2 separate regions of the Homo sapiens genome follow, and region 1 is linked to region 2. A link is a loop called in an ENCODE intact Hi-C map of the cell type or tissue named here. Cell type or tissue: MCF 10A. All regions are shown on one strand.

The links. Hi-C counts contacts between places; a loop is a spot of excess contacts. Peaks named below come from ENCODE experiments on the same cell type or tissue, not always from the same donor. Only the 100,000 strongest peaks of a DNase experiment are listed, where the experiment ranks them.
Region 1: it touches region 2 in a loop (11-fold over the local background); 3 of 110 quality-filtered maps call a loop at or near these places.

Annotation. Positions count from the first base shown.
Region 1 is chr3:110,317,974-110,320,473 of GRCh38, reverse strand. No RefSeq gene overlaps it. Among named protein-coding and RNA genes, the nearest start is that of MIR4445, 720 kb to the right of the region's middle. In MCF 10A, no CTCF peak of the experiment used is centred here; no DNase peak of the experiment used is centred here.
Region 2 is chr3:110,419,063-110,421,562 of GRCh38, reverse strand. No RefSeq gene overlaps it. Among named protein-coding and RNA genes, the nearest start is that of NECTIN3-AS1, 650 kb to the left of the region's middle. In MCF 10A, no CTCF peak of the experiment used is centred here; DNase peaks (open chromatin) are centred at 1,002 and 1,262.

The DNA of each region.
Region 1 (2,500 bases), 100 kb after region 2:
TAAGCCTGATATTTTTAATGACCAAGGAGGGACTGTTTAGCATGCTTCCTCACGGTGTCAAGCCATGATTAAAACACTGATCTACTTGAAAAGATTGCTAGGTAAATAGTTCTTTGTCTGAAAAATAGAATCTATTTTAAGTCCTCAATTAGAGGTTTTGTTGTCACAATATAAAGGATCCAATCCACCTGTGAATGTTGTTTGCAAAGTTGTTGTCACCTGCAGGAATTGTAAGAAGTGTTTATTCACCCCAACAGGCGAGGTGGATTTAAGATCTGCCCTGATTAGGTGGAGCCTCAGTAAATAGCTAGAAATGCTGTGGCCATGGTGGTTGGTAAATGAGGAGTGCCATCAGTGCTTTCCATCCCTGTGACTGAGTAATGGGCTCATTAAAAATGATAATTTCAACTTTGAACTAATAATTGAACAATTTTAACTAATAATTCGAGCTTTATATCATTGTTCAAATGTGTTGTTAAAACCTGAAAACAAACAATAGTGATTCCACCCTTTACTCAAGAAATTTCTATCTGCTCAGCAAGAACATGATCCTCTGATAACAGCTCTGCCTTCATATCATTACTCTGTTGATGCGTAACAAATTTACCCTAATATGAACATTTTAAAACAACAAAACATTTTTATCTCACACAGTTTCTGAAGGCCAGGAATCTGGGAGCAGCATAGCTGGATGATTCTGAGTTTCCCCTGAACTTGTAATAAACTTGTTTCCTGGGGCACCACTCACCTGAAGAGATGACTGGGGATAGGGGGTCGGTTTCCAAACTCACTCCCATGGCCGTCGGCAGGAGACTACATTTCCTTGCCAATTGAGCCTCTTCTTTTGGCTGTTCCTGACTTGGCAGCTGGCTTCCAACAAAGTAGGAGAGGGATAGAGAGAAAAACTCATACTAGTACTTCCACTCATTACATTTATTAGAAGCAAATTACTAAGTCCAGCCCATAGGCAAACAGGAAAAACTTATATAAGGACATGATTACCAGGAGATAGTGACCCTTGGGGGCCATCTTGGGTGATGCTACCAGTCACCAATTTGCTGACTTTAACTTGAACAAAGCACTATGCCTCTTGGATCCTTTGGTTTCTCTTGTTACAATTTTAGAGATTTTACTATATAATGCTTTCTATATCTATCTGAGCTCTTAAAAGTGATAATACACTAAAGAATGATTAGATACTAGAGAACTTAGATAGAAACATCCTCAGTGAGTGGCAGAGTTTAACTTTATTATCTACAACCCAGTTTCCCAATGTGACTGTTAATATTTTTTTACATCTGAGACATCCTTCAAAGATATTTTATTACAATGATCACTAGCAACTGTAATTGTAATTAATTAGCATAGACTATTTTGGCATTCACTATTTAAGGATCATTTCTGAGATTTCCTCATCTTACCACTAAGGAAATTAATTAAGATCCAGAATGTTTCCTATGTTGTTTCCAGTCACAAGGCTAATTATTGAAGTTTATCTTTATAAAATATCTTATGCAATATGACTAGTTTTGCTAAAGAAACAAAATAAATAACATGTATTCAGAACTTACTATATATCTAGCACTCTTCTAAGTGCTTTTAATTCTCCTAACAATCCTAGCGAGGTAAAACCAAAATGATATGCTTTGATTACATATATATAACACACTGGCACAGTCAGGATTTGATACCACGCAGTCAGGCTCCAAACCATAGGCTCTCAACCTCTATTCTGCTTGCATAGAGGGGCGACAGAACTTACACATGATTCAAAACAAATTTGGGGAAAAGACCAGGATGAGGATGCCACTTACTTGTACAATCACATACCCTGGGAATTGTAATCATGGCAGGGGTTGTAGTGGTTCCACAATGGCTCGACACTTCTTTAAGCCTATTCACACTCAAAATCTTCAAGAAAATAAAGATAAAGAGGCTCAGTGCATGAAATCTAATTTAGCATTTTGAGTACATCAGACATGCTTAAACTCCAGGAAGTCCATGTGAACCCCAGTTTCTTAGTTTCATGTCAAACTCAGTAATTTTACGTTCCAAAAGCACCAGGTTTTCCTGTTGCTGTAGTGCCTGTTAAATATGATGATCTCATCTTTTGTCCACCCATGTTAGGAGGAAGCTGTGGGATAAAATGAAATGGTAGCTAGGTATGAGCTGACAAACACTATTCTCAGTAAATACCAATTATTTCTCTTGTTTTTGTTTTCAGAGTGAATCACATGCTAGAGATTCCCTGGAATAGCTTATGATGAGGTACACAGGATGACTAAAACTTCTCTTAAGGCTTTTTTCCAGTATTTGATCTATTTTGTTGCTATACTCAACAATTCACAGAAAATTCTGGGTATATTTGCTGGCTGCTTCCGTGAAAACAGCATGGAAAACATAGCTATTATCTAATGCTTTGAAGAAATAGCCATTTGAGTTAGAATTCAACACTGAACATTTTTGTCAATTTTGACATTTAAAACAAATTAATACAAGA
Region 2 (2,500 bases):
CTCCTTGAGTTTTTCTTCTGTTGATAGAACTGGTTTTATATCTATGTTTGTGATGGTTAATTTTATGTGTCAACTCAGCTGGGCCATGGTGCCCAGATATTTGATGAAGCATTATTATGGATGTTTTCTGTAAAGGTGTTTTTTAGATGAGATTAACATATAAGTCAGGGAACTTTTGAGTAAAGAAAAGAGCCCTCTGTAACATAAGTGGGCTTCATCCAATCAATTAAAGGCCTAAATAGAAAAAAAAGACTCAACCTCCACAACAAGAATAAATTCTGCCACAGACAGCCTTTGGACTCAAACTTCAACTCTTCCCTGAGTCTCCAGACCGGTGACCAACGTTACAAGATTTTGGATACACTGAGCCTCCATAATTGCATGAGCCAATTCTTTAAAATGAACCTCTGCTTATATATATACATTTAGATATTAACATATAAACACACACACTCATAGCCTGTGGATTCTGTTTCTCTGGAAAACTCTGGGTAATACAGATTTTGATGCTAGGAGTGCTTCTATCAGCAACTAAGTTTTTAGTGAGTATAGTTTTTTCTTTTTTTAATAATGAAAAGTACAGTTGACTCTTGAACAATGCGGTTGTTAGAGGCGCCAACCCCCATGCAATGAAAAACTCACATGTAGCATTTGACTCCTTTAACTTCTAACTAGTAATAGCCTACTGTTGACCAGAACCCTTATTGACAACATAGTCTATTAACACATATTTTATATATGTATTATATGCTTTTATATACGTATTATATACTTTCTTAGTAACATTGTTTTTCCTCTAGCTTATTTAATTGTGCAATTGAATTTGTACAACTGAATTTGTACAATTAAATAAGCTAGAGGAAAAACAATGTTACTAAGAAAATTACAGGGAAGAGAAAATATATTTGCTATTTATTATGTGGAAATGAATCATCATAAAGGTCTTCATCCTCATTGTGTTTACAGTGTGTAGGCTGAGGAGGAGTAAGAAGAGAAGAAATTGGTGTTGCTGTCTCAGATGTGGCAGACGCAGAAGAAAACTCATGTATAAGTGGACTCGTGCAATTCAGATGCATGTTGTTCAAAGGTCAACTGTATTTGCAATTGTGAGAAAAGCATAAACTCTGCTGTCAATTCTTGTATTTTGGAGGAAAACATGGTTTTGTTTTGCAAAAAAGTTATGAGTTTTATAATTTTCTTCCTTCCTCCCTCCCTCCCTTCCTTTCTTTCCTTTTTTTAAAATAATGATGCAATGATTACTCAGCTGGAATGCTGTGACTCAGAAGTGAAAAATTAGCAGATCCAATAAATAAAGGCAAAAATGGTACTTGAAATTCACAACACATAGTAATTCGCATGGGTGGTTAAATCTTAGAAAACCTAGTTAGGATAAAGTGTCTAAGATGCAGCTTTGAAAGTTTAGCTTACTGTCTTTATCACATTTGTGAATGGAATCATAATGCTTTATTTGCCAAGATTTTATTAGTTCTATAAATCTTTTTTTCAAGATGTATTGTGCCTTGTTCTTAAATATCTAGCTTAAGAAAAAAAAAGACATACATTTTTCTGTGCTTCTCAGGATTTCATACAATTTCTTTGTTAATTCATATATTTGAGAATGTTAGAGGCACAGTGTGAAATTGTTGTCTGTAATGATAATGGGTAACCACCAAAGATCCAACCATAAAAACATAATAGTGATGACGTTTCTCAACATTAATAGAAACAAAATTTCTTTATCTTAGAGATTTCAAGGTCTTATAAACCAAGGAATGCATTTCTCAGAGGAAAAGCAATAAAGTACAAATTCACCAAGTGACCAATTACGAATTTCTCACAGGGCAATAAACTTTCTTCATATTTCCTAATACTCAAGCAAGAGTCTGTTCTATGTATCAAAAGATACTAAGAAATGTTTATTAATGTGACTAGTTATTACAAAGAAAAATTCTTATTCCTGACATATTACATATGGAGAACTAAGTGGGTAGGCCAATTTGTATTTCAAAAGAATGGAGTTAGATAGACCTAAATGTAATGTTACTTTAAGGCAGATATTCTGCAGAATCAAATTAGGTTTAGTAGAGACATTAAAAAACATCTCACCATAGTGGACTTGTGTGTCCAACTCAAGGTATATTCCAACAATGCTCATCCCTTTACTTGAGTAGCTCAGTACTGAGACCTTAATTTTAATTTGCATGCTGTGTGACATTCCACCGGGTGGCAGGCTTAATTCTATGACCTCGTGATTCCCATGTCACTTTTGTTTTGTATGTTTCATGGTGACTTCCTTCTTTGACTTATCCTAGGCATGACAGCTCATGCCTGTTCAGTTCTATCTCATACATTTTTTCAAGGGTTTCTCAAAGTTCTTTTTTTTCTGTACTGAGCAATCTTTATGAAGGCAAATGTCATGTGAAGTGAAGCATTCAGGAAAATTTCTCTGTTTGTTATTTAACACTTATGAAAATGTCTCCTTCTCTGTCCACATACTTAA